Linked DNA regions of Homo sapiens: region 2 is linked to region 1. Evidence: chromatin contacts called from ENCODE Hi-C data. All regions are on one chromosome and are shown on one strand. The core of a region is the stretch at or near the end of the contact, and the rest is flanking DNA. Distances in the headings are between cores, read along the strand shown. Region 1 holds the start of STKLD1 (serine/threonine kinase like domain containing 1). Region 2 holds the start of TMEM250 (transmembrane protein 250).

Evidence for each region. Hi-C counts contacts between places; a loop is a spot of excess contacts on that map. Pooled maps may share reads with other maps.
Region 2: a loop to region 1 is called in a map of tibial artery, with 14 times the contacts of the local background. The contact joins the promoter of TMEM250 here to the promoter of STKLD1 in region 1. A Hi-C loop is called at or near these places in 1 of 168 maps with a recorded cell type or tissue (tibial artery), 1 of 37 single-sample maps with no recorded cell type and 5 of 50 pooled maps.

What each region holds. Positions count from the first base shown.
Region 1 is chr9:133,374,938-133,380,566 of GRCh38, forward strand. STKLD1 (serine/threonine kinase like domain containing 1) reads left to right here and starts at 1,429. Exons shown (of 18, transcript NM_153710.5): 1 at 1,429-1,623; 2 at 4,099-4,185. The coding sequence starts at 1,537. It overlaps SURF4 (surfeit 4), which reads right to left and starts at 1,123. Exons shown (of 6, transcript NM_033161.4): 1 at 985-1,123. The coding sequence starts at 1,032. RefSeq lists silencers at 548-827, 838-1,077, 1,168-1,667.
Region 2 is chr9:136,115,381-136,121,056 of GRCh38, forward strand. TMEM250 (transmembrane protein 250) reads right to left here and starts at 3,495. Exons shown (of 2, transcript NM_152833.3): 1 at 3,105-3,495; 2 at 1-1,644. The coding sequence starts at 1,520. The coding sequence ends at 1,101. LOC107987142 (a long non-coding RNA gene) reads left to right here and starts at 2,412. Exons shown (of 2, transcript NR_165242.1): 1 at 2,412-2,522. RefSeq lists enhancers at 1,441-2,016, 2,017-2,592, 3,746-4,322, 4,323-4,897 and silencers at 2,609-3,658, 3,689-4,078.

The sequences.
Region 1 (5,629 bases), core at 179-2,678:
ACACATTAAGTAAACCGAGGAAAAAACGGCAAGTGGGCCACACAAGGCTCTCCCTGCGGGGATAAGGCTGTTAATTTGTCGACATAACGGGATTCTTTTAGAAGTAAAAGGCATAAATCTGCGTAACCACCACCACCTTTTGTTTTTGTTTTTTTGTTCTGTCAAGCTTAATCAAGAAAGAGGGAAGGGAGTTGTGTCCCTTCACTTTGTAGGATCGGATCCTGTCCACCCAGTTCCCGAATGCTCTCAACAGTTACCCAACCGCCTGTTTCAAAGGCTTCCCTGTTGCTCAGAATGCCACCTGGACACTTCTGGAAGGAGACTATCAGGGAGATAGGCTTCCCCTCCTCCCAGGCTGTGTACAGGTCCCCACTCAATCCAGCCCAGGGCAGAGTCCAAACGGGGAGGGAGACGCAGACAGGGTCAAAGGGACCCCAAGAGTCCAGCACATCTGGGAAAGAGAAAAGGAAAAGGTGCTGTGGCTTCCTGTAGCTGGGGCGCACGCCAGCGCGCCCCCTTTCCTCTGGGAGGACCCCCGGCCCCCGTTCGTCCCCGAGCTCCCAGCCCGCCTCCGGGAGCCCCAGTGAGAGGAAAAACGTGCGGGGACCCCCCAGCAGCTCCAAACGCCGAGGCGCTCCCCGCGAGCCTCAGACCCGACCCAACGCCAGGACTCGCGCCGCCGGCCCGGGAAGAAACCCCCACAGCCCGCGCCCCGGGCTGGCTGGAGGGTGGGGGCGGCTAGCCAGGCAGGGCGCCGAGGCCCGGGCTCCGGGAGCGGCCCAGCGGGCAGGGGAGACTGGGCCCGGAGGCCGGGTTTGGGGCTGTCCAGCCGGGACAGAGGGCCCGGGCGGGGGGGTCCCCCTGTGGGAACAAGGAGTCAGGGGGCGGCCCGGGCCTGGCGCCCTGCGCTGGGAGGCCGACTCCGGAGCGGCCCGGGCGGCCTGGGTCGGGACCGGGGCCGGGGGAGGAGCCCGCAGGCCGCACCTGGTCGGCGAAGTCCTCGGCCGTGCCCATCAGGTCGTTCTGGCCCATGGCGACGGCGGGAGGCTCGGCTCGGCTCGCTCGCTCGCTCGCTGGCTCTCGCCCGTCGGCGCCCGCACCCGCTGCGGCCTCCACAGGAAGTGCCCGGCGGCCGGCCTCGCTCCGCGTCGGCTGCGGCTCCAGCGGCTGCCACGTAGGCCAAGCCTTAAAGGGGCCGCGCGCCGCCCGGGCCCGCCCCGGTGCGTCTTAAAGGGGCCACGCGCCATCCCCAGCCTCCCGACCCATCCGCTCGAAGCCACGCCCGCCGCGCTCGACGCCACGCCTCTCACGCTGGAGGCCCCGCCCGCCGCGCGCAGGCCCTGCGGTCCCTCCCGGCCCGGCGGAACGCGTCCCTTTTAAGGGGGCGGGGACCTGGGGGTCTGGGGCCAGCGCGCGGGAGGGACGCCTGAGTGCCTCGAGGGCGCCGTTCGGGCGGGGAGGATCCCGCGGGTCCCACTGACCCACGCGGGGTGGGGCCAGGGGTGGACGCTCGCCCGTACGCGGTCGCTACTGATCATGCTTGGGCCAGGGTCCAATCGCAGGCGCCCCACGCAGGGGGAGCGAGGCCCAGGGTCCCCCGGAGAGCCCATGGAGAAGTACCAGGTGCCGAGTGTTCCCTGCGGGGAGGCGGGAGCTCCGTGGGGTAACGGTCGCAACCCTGGAGCTACGGCCGGCGGTTCCGACCGAGGGCGGCGAGGGGCCCGCGCCCTGGCCAGTGTCGGCCTGCAGCTCCTAGGTTGAACCCGGGGGGCCTCCAACGGTGACCTCCTGGGTGCCCTTTGCCACTCAGTTTCCCCCTTTGTGAATTGACTAAGGATTCTCCAGCCCTGGCTGAGTATTTGAGGGCGTGGGGCAGCTCCTCTATCCTTCGTGCCTGGGGTCTGTGCGCTTGGGTCCACCGAGGCAGGACCCCCGGGAACATCCCGAGTACATAATTGGGAGCCCCCAGTCCCCTAAAAACACCCCTGCAGCGTGGGTCTGTGAAAATGTTTGAGACCTAAAAAATTCACAAAACACAAAAGGAAAGCTGCAAAATAAAAGTAAATGTTTAATTAAATGCTTCTATACATGATATATACACTTTATTAAATGTTAGATTCAGCATTTGTGAAAAATGCATTCGCTTGGAAACAGTTTGCGGGTTAGATTTTTGTCACTTTGGAAGAATTGTCTTTGTGTGAGAGGACTATAGGGCGTTGCCAGAGGTGAAGCAGATGAGCTTCTGGTGGCCAGATAATTTTTAAAGTAAAGTTGTTTTTCAGATTAAAAAAAAATAGACGTTTCAGGAATATACCTGCTTTTGGAAAAAAAAATAGACTTGATTCGAGATACGGCTCCATTTTACTGTTTAATTTGCTGCCTAAGCTTGAACGCTCTCACACCAGCTCTGCCCTCAGCCCGCTGTGGCTTAGAACAGCAGTCCCTGGCCGGGCTCGGTGGCTCACGCCTGTAATCCCCAACACTTTGGGAGGCCAAGGCGGGCGGATCACCTGAGATCGGGAGTTCAAGACCAGCCTGACCAACATGGAGAAACTGTCTCTACTAAAAATACAAAATTAGCCAGGTGTGGTGGCGCATGCCTGTAATCACAGCTACTCGGGAGGCTGAGGCTGGAGAATCGCTTGAACCCAGGAGGCAGAGGTTGTGGTGAGCCAAGATAGCGCCATTGGACTCCAGCCTGGGCAACAAGAGCAAAACTCTGTCTCAGAAAGAAAAAAAAAAATAGCAGTCCCCAACCTTTTTGGCACAAGGGACCAGTTTTGTGGAAGACAATTTTTCCACAGATGGAGGCGGGAGGATGGTTTTGGGATGATTCAAGCACATTACACTTAGTGTGCAGTTCATTTCTATTATTATGTTGTAATACATAATGAAATAATTACACAACTCACCATAATGTAGAATCAGTGGGAGCCCTGAGCTTGTTTTCTTGCAACTAGACCATCCTCTCGGGATGATGGGAGACAGTGACGGATCATCAGGCATTTGTTTCTCATAAGGAGCATGCAACCTGGATCCCTCACATGCACTGTTCACAATAGGGTTCACACTCCCATGAGAATCTAATGCTGCTGCTGAGCTGACAGGAGGTGGAGCTTGGGTGGTAATGCGAGCCATGGGGAGCGGCTGTAAATACAGATGAAGCTTTGCTCCACTGCCTGCTGCTCACCTCCTGCTGTGCAGCCTGGTTCCTAACAGGCCACGGACTAGGTTGGGGACCCCTGGCTTAGAATATCCAGTGTCATGAGCAGGCTGCTCACAAGGCTGGATTACAGACTCCTAAGACTTTTATGGGCTCCGAGAGTCCCTAGGCTCAGGCTTCCATCCTCATATCTCCTCCTCTGGGTCCTGCCCTCCCTCCCCCAATCCTCTGATGAATGTCAGCCTCCAGCAATCCCCGGCCCAGCCCCCTGCCCCATAGCACTTGGTCTCTGCACAGAGTTCTGGCTTGGTGGCCATCTCTCCAGATTTGGCTCAAATCACAGGCTCTAAGATCAGACCCCCAGAGTTACCCCAGGCAGTGTCCTGCTTTCTAGTGACATAGCCTCAGGCAAGGACCTAGCTCCTTGTGCCTCAGTTTTCCCCAATGTAAACACAGAGGTAGCAATGGTGTCAACTGCAAAGGGTGGCTGTGAAGTGCTTGGCACCATGCCAGGCACACAATGGCTTCCTGATTGTACCAGTCACAAGATTGGTTACTTTCTTGTTGGAAACCAGTTGGGAGGTGGATGCTGGAAGTTGAGGTCACAGAGGTCTATAGAGAGTGAATAAGCCCTTTTTCTCTGGGAGGTTCTTGCACTTGAGTGCCCAGCTGGTCCTCATTGCAGGTTGGGGGAGGGATACAGGGTTGTAGAAGAGCTCCAGAATCGGCCCCAAATAGGTGAGATCAGAGTTCTGCCATTGAAAGGCTTCTTGCCCTCCTTGGGCCATTTCCTCTATTGCAAGATGGGGTGGAGCCACTTGCTCTGCCAGCCTGACAGGGGAGTTAGCAGGGCCAGAAAAGGAGTTGGAGCTGGGCTTTTGGAAAGGGAAAAGTTGTGTGCATTTCCTGAAAGCTTCTCTCTTCCTTGCTGATAGGTTTTGTACCAGCTGAATCCTGGGGCCTTGGGGGTGAACCTGGTGGTGGAGGAAATGGAAACCAAAGTCAAGCATGTGATAAAGCAGGTAAGAGGCCAAGCCTGTGCATCCCATGCCGGGTGGTTCTGTGACTGTGATTTTCCCCAATACAAGCTCTTCCCATGTTGGAGAAGCTTCCTGATGCGGCAGCTGGATTCCTCGCTGCTGACACTTGCGGAGACTAATCTGGTTGGGGTAGATGTGGGGGTGCGTGAAGCTCTGTCACCTTGATGGGGAAGCAATGCTAATTTTTACTCCAACACCACCACCTCCCACCATTTACGCATCACGTGCTGTATGCCAGGCACTGACTCACTTCATCTCCCGTCAACCCTGTAAAGCAGAAACAATGACCCTGTTTATAGCCAAAGACAGTGAGGCTCAATGCAGCGCCAGACTAGGCAAGGTCACACAATTTCCAAGAGGATTTGAATTCAGGCCACCTCACTGGGGGACACCGTGCTACCCAGTGCTGGGTCACCAGTTTTACCAAAAGGGAGCCAGGCCCAGAGAGGATGGGGACTGGCTCAAGGTCACACAGGGCTAAGGTCACACACCAGGCCCTGAGCCCTTCCACCACACTCCTCACCAGGGCTAGCAGGGCATGGGGAGGTGTAGGCCTGCAGGAAGACAGCCCTTTGTGTGTCCGAGACAGGGAGGTCCAGATCAACAGAGGGACTAGGGTGAGAAAGCTGCTGCAAGAGTCCCTGGCATGCCCTCCTCTCTGTGGTGGTGGCAGGGACCCAGCAGGTTCAGGGCTGGCCATACAGCGGGAGGAGCCTTGTCAGCAGCTGCTACTGGGCCAGGCCTCAGTCCGTACAGCTCCGCAGTCTCACCCTGTATGGCTGGGCCTGGAGTCCTTGCCCCTGCCCTGCTCCCTTGCTGGCTGGCTGTGGGGTTGGCCCCCTTGTCTCACAAGCCACTGGGGCAGTGTGGCTGACTGCCCTCTGAGCAGTTAAGGAGCTTTTTTTTTTGTTTGGAGATGGAGTCTTGCTCTGTCGCCAAGGCTAGAGTGCAGTGGTGTGATCTCAGCTCACTGCAACCTCTGCCTCCTGGGTTCAAGCAATTTTCCTGCCTCAGCCTCCCAAGTAGCTGGGACTACAGGCACACGCTGCCACGCCCGGCTAATTTTTTGTATTTTAGTAGAGACAGGGTTTCACCGTGTTGCCCAGGCTGGTCTCGAACTCCTGGAACTCCTGAGCTCAGGCAGTCCGCCCGCCTCGGCCTCCCAAAGTGCTGGGATTACAGGCATGAGCCACCGCGTCCGGCCTGAGGAGCTTTTAAAAATGTCAGCCATGACTAGGCATGGTGGCTCATCCCTGTAATCGCAGCATTTTGGGAGGCCGAGGCAGGCAGATCCCTTGAGGTCAGAAGTTTGAGAGCAGCCTGGCCAACATGGTGAAACCCCATCTCTACTAAAAATACAAAAATTAGCTGAGCATGGTGGTGGGTGCCTATAGTCCCAGCTACTTGGGAGCTGACGCGGGAGAAT
Region 2 (5,676 bases), core at 2,245-4,744, 2.7 Mb after region 1:
CCCACCTGCCCCTGTGCCATCATTTGGGCCCCCCAGACACTGGAGGACAGCGTGAGATAAGATCTCAGCATATACCTGGGGCTCTAAGATGCTGCTGGTGCCACACAGGCTCTGGGGCTGTGTTTGCCGCACTGAGGCCTCTGCCGCCTGCTCCGGACACTTGGGACACGCGTTTCCATCCTGGCTCACTGAAGCCTCGATCTCCCAGGCTTTCTTTGACGGTGTTCCCTCAAAGAAAGAGGCCCAAAGCCCTCCCCCGCAAAAAAAGCCAGAAAGGAATGGAGGTGCCTCCGCAGAAATCCAGAGCATCTGCAAGACATCCTCACAGCCCTCCCAGAACAGGCAGACAGGCCAGTGTTGCTGGAGTCAGCCCCTGGCTCCCAGGGTTCCCCCCAGGCCAGCCCCTGAGCTGGGAGCCTGCTGAGGCCCCTCCCACCTGAGCCCTTCTCCGGCCCCCCGCTAGACTGCATCTACACAATCCAAGGGGACCCTGAAGGCTGGCTGGGGACTCAGGACCCACACAGCCCCTCAGGATGACACACACAGGGTGGTCCGCGGGCAGTGCCAGGCCTCAGGCGGCCCAGGGCAGAGTAAGCAGCTTTGTGGCAGTGTGGTGTGTCAGCGAGGGGAGCCTTCCGTGTCCCGTTGGCTGGGGCTGGGGCCAGGGCACGCAGAAGGGGCTGTGCAGCCAGGAGGGCCCCCCTCCGGAATTGCTCCTGGGCACACAGCCCTCTGTGTCCAGGGGCCTCCCAGGGTGATGTCTAAAGTCCCTGGCAGCTGTGGTCCTGGAGAGAGGCCCACAGAGAGGCGGAACGGAGGGCCCACCCCGCAGTACGACCCGAAGACATGTGAGCAGGAGCCACCGGCAGGTGGGCGCTGCCCCTGAGAGTGCATACGGGGAGGGTGGGTCCAGGAAGCCAGCCTAGGGGTGGTGTCCGCGCCCCCATCACAGAAGTCTCAGCCCTTTCTTTTCTCTCCGTGGGCGCCGGGCAGCAGCGACTGCCTGGGGGATGGGCGAAGGGAAGGCGCTGGCCGACCCCACCCATGGAGAGAACACAGCCACAGGCCGGGACGATACATCAAGCTCGCACCCACGGCCCTCACATGTCCACGAAGACCATGAAGCACCAGCCCAGGCCCCCGACCAGCAGCATGGTGACGTGGATGCCATAGACGAGCAGCTCGTTCACCAGGCGGAAGTCCACGCGCCGGCGGCCCAGCAGCAGCAGCAGCACCGACAGCTTGCGCTGGAAGCGCAGCAGGACGCGAACGCCCAGGTACTGTAGGCAGAAGAGGGCGGCCAGCGCACCCCAGAGCGCCGCAGTGAACAGGCTGCAGCTAAAGTAGAGTAGGAAGCGGATGAAGCCGTACAGCCAGCGCGTCTTGATGTACACGTCGAAGTTGTTGTACTTGGTGCGGGCCAGGTGGGAGGCGCGCACGGGCCCGCAGGCCGCATGCAGGCAGGTGGTGTGCGGGCCGTGGAAGGAGCGCACCCGCCGCGGAATGGGCATGACCGGCATTGGGCCCCGGCGGCGGCGGCGCTAGGTCGCAGTGGCGGCGGCGGTGTCCAGGCGGCTGTTGGCGTAGGGGTCATGGGCGCCTAGGCCTGGGAGCCCGCAGCTGACCCTGGGGGGAGGCGTCGGCCTGCGGGGAGAGCCGCAAAACCCACGTCAGTATGAGGACACCATGCGGATCCCTCCCCAGGCAATCAGCTGGCGAAAGTGGACACAAACTCCAGCACCAGGACTACGGGAAAATGGAGTCCAGGGCGGGATCTGCAGGCACTCCTGGGCTCTTTTCCACAAACCCTCCCAAGGATACTTCCAAGGGGCCCACCACCTGGGGAAGCCAAAGTGCTTGTTCTAGGGCAGCACTGGGGAAAGGGGGCCTTGGGGACAGTGGCCAGGGGAGGCCCCCGGAAGTGGTCAATGCCAAAACGGATGGGAAGGGGCAAGAGTGGCTCTTTCCTGCAGGATCCTCGCAGCTCCCCACTAGCTGGACCACACTCTGCTCTTAGGCAGTTTGCCCGTTACTGCCCTGGTCTTCTGCGGCTGCCTGACCCAGGGCTGATGCAAGCCCTTAAATGGCATCTGCAAGAAGCCACCACAGGGCCGGGAAAAGGGACTCCAGGGCTCGCAGGTGAACCGAAAACGAGCCCGGCGGGAGCAGGTGACTCCAGCAACCTGCTGGGTGCCAGATGGACGGCTCGGGGGCCGTGGGGTCACCTTGCTGGGCCTGAACCCTGGCACTGTCCTTCCCTAGCAGTGACTTTGGGCAGGTCACCTGACCCCAAGACGGCTCCTGCTCTGTCCAATGGGGGTGCCAATAGCACTGCCTTTGTGGGTAGCTGTGGGAGGGAAGGGGCTGGGCCTGGCGTGCACAGTGGGGTCGGCCCGGGGCCTGGCAGCGGCCCTTACAGACTGGGCTGCAAAGAGCAGAGGCGGCATTTGGCTCTCCAGCTTCACCTAGTAAAGGCCGTTTATACCTTGCCGAAATAATCTGTAGACGGAATGAACTCAAAGGTCAGGAAATAAAATCTGAGCAGGAAAGTTGGTAACATTACAGGGGACTGTTGCCAAGAGCTTCGCCTGCCTTCAGATTCAGCCTGGGGCCCTGCCGTGGGGACCTGGCCAGGGCGGAGGAGGGAGGGGCCGGGGCCGCCTGACCCTCCCGTGCCCGCAGGGGCCCGACCTCGCCCTCTCCCTCCGCCCGGCTCCTCCACGGGGTGCAGGGGCCAGAGCGGCCCTATTTAAGGCCGGCCTTGGCCTGGAGCTCGCCCCGGCCGGGACCCCGGCCATGGCGGTGCCACTCAAACGCGACTCGGCGGAGCTGTGTCCCCGCAGGGTCTCGCGGCCCGCGGCTCCATCCGGGTCCCTGCGTTTCTGCAGACGCCCGCTCGGCCCGGCCCATGGACCCAGGACTGTTTCCTCGGGGCCGCAGAGACGCAACGGGCCCCGGCCAACTCCGCGTGAGCACCGGGCCTGCGCCGCGCCGCGCCGGGCCCCCTGGCTGCAGAGCCCCTGCCGGAGCCACTTCCGGGTCCCGCGCCGCGCGTTGCCCTGGAGACGGCCCCCGCCTAGGCCGGGTCCCCGACCGCAGCTCACCCGGTGCCCTCTCCGCGGCGGCGCCGGCGTCCCGGACCTCGGGGCCGGCCGGCGGTGCTAGGGGCCGGGCCTGCGGGTGCCCCTGTCCCTCGGGGCTCCGTGCGCAGGGCGGCCGCATGGTGCTGGGGCGCGCGGCTGGGGGCGCTGGCAAGGCGGCTGAGGGCGTGGTTCACGCGTCGCCGGCTGGGGTCGCCCTGCAGGTGAAGGGGCTCTCGGGCGCGGCCGCCGGAGGCGTTTGGCCTAGCGTGGGAGCCGTAGCGCCGTCCCTCGACGGCCACCGTAGGGCGGCCTCACGCCCCCTCCACCCGCGCCGACCGAGCCGCACTTCCCTTCCCCCTGCTCCGGGCCCGCGCTGGGCGTCCCGGACTCGTCGCTTCCCGAGGGCGTGCGTGCGTGCGTGCGTGCGCACGCTGCGAGCAGTCCGTAGCGTTCCCTCCCCCGAACGCCCTCGGTGCCGCGCCTGGTCTTCTGCGCCTGCGCTTGCCGTTCCTGGGCCGCGCCTCCGCGCACGCGCTACCGCATCCCGTGGAGAGGCAGTGCGCAGGCGCGCTTCCGTGGAGCAGTCCTTTGGCCCCAGCAGAGGGCTTGACCGTGGTCCTGGCCCCGGACTGAGGTGTCTGCGACCCGGCGCGCTGCTGCCGTCGCTGGGGTGGGGCCGGGCCCCGGAGGAAGCCGCTTTCCCGGCGGGGGTGGGCGGCCCAGGGACCGGGAGCAGGTCTGGTCCTCGCGGGGCCGTGTGCGAAGGCCTCCTGCGCGGCCTGGGGCTGGGAGGACAGGGCGGCGGCGGGAATGAGGGCGCCCCCCAGGCTCCAGGAGGGCGGGGAAGGGTGGGGGCGGCTGACGCCACGCGGACCCGGGCGGCACGGATCGGGTGTGTAGCTGCGAGGCCCGGTGGGCCGGCGGCGACGTCGGCAGCCGAAGTAGGGACAGCCCCGGAGCACGAGCAGGCCCAGCAGCAGCCCCAGGGCCGCCCCCCCGCCGCCCCCCAGTGAAGGAAGGGGACTTGTGTTAGTGTCCTCACGCCTGGTTCGTACAGGCTGGCGGTTGTCCTGGGGGTTTCCAGCGAGGAATGTGTTGGGGAGCGCTCCTGGGTGTGGCTGCTGGGTAGGAGGGGAAGGCAGGGTCAGCAGCCCCTGGGGCGACCGTAAAGTGGGTGGCCCTTCAAATTCAAGGCACTGGAACAAGGGGGCTGGGCCCTCCTGCCCACCAGGCCCGTCATTGGCTGCAGGCCTCCCGGGACGGCGAGCTGGCTCCTGGGCCCCTGTCCTTTGGACCAGGGCCGCCCTGAGGGCTGGCACAGCTACCTTCTCCACTGTGGCCCCATCCCCGCCACAGGAGAGAGAGCCGCCTTTACCCGACATGAGCAGGAGTTCGAGGAACATCTGGACGAGCAAAGGCCACCAGGAGGTAGCACAGCAAAAAAGGCCAAGAGCCTGTTTTCTTTACCGATGGCTGGCGGCAAATATTCCGAAAGAAACGTGTCAGGCAAGAAGCGCTAGTTCACGCCTGTCATTCCACCGCTTTGGGAGGCCAAGGCAGGGGGATCACTTGCCCCAGAAGTTTGAGACCAGCCTGGGCAACATAGTGAGGCCCCTGTCTCTACAAAAAACTTAAAATCAATAAACAGGTCTCCTTCCTTCCTCAATAGTCCTGTTGGTGGCTCACCTCTCTGCCTCTCCAGATGTGAGGCAGATCCACACGTTTAGCTATTGAGATAAGGCTGGGCGTGGTGGCTCACACCTGTCATTCCGGCCTCAGATCTCTTGTGCCCAGGAGTTTTAAGACTAGCCTGGGCGACCTGGCTGGCAACATGGCCTCCACAAAAATAAATAAAACATTTTAAATATATAAACATTGAGATAATAGCATCTTGATGCCTGTCTTCATTTTTTGTCTTCTGTTTTAAGGACTATTAGAGACAAACTAACCAAAGATAATTCTCCCCTCCCATGTGGCTCGTGCTGGGACGCCGGCACCGTGAGATGGCGCCCGTGGCCAGATAGAGGGTGGCGTGTAAAGCAGGTGGTCACCCGTCACTCGACTTTTCGCGTGCTGGTGAGGGTGGTCGCATGTCCATGGATCAGGGCTCACACCTGGCCCATCTGGTGGCTGTGCCATGGGAGGAGCAGAGCCACAGCCCCGCTCCTTGCTGTGGGTTTCCCGTGTCCTCCCTGCCCTGCAGTCCCCTGACTCCAGCTCTGGATTAGACACCCCCTGCTTCCCACTGTGCACCCGCCCAGAGAAGCACAGCATGCGTGCCTGCACTTGCCCCCACGCTGCTACCCTGCTCTGGGTACCAAGGACACAGGCACAGCAGAGCCCCCACCCTCGAGGCACCTGTCATCTTGTGACAGGGACAGGCTGAGGGGCAAATGACCAGAAAGGGTGGCAAGTGCCATGTCAGACATATGGTCTTCATACAGGGGATGTCCCAGGACTGCTGGGCCAGAGACCCCTCCATGTGGGTCAGCATCACCCAAGCCAAAGGCCAAGGAGGTCTCTTGGGGGGTGTGGCCGTCAGAACAAAGCTGCCAATGCGCGTACTTTTAAAGGTGCGGTCAGCTAGTGAGGC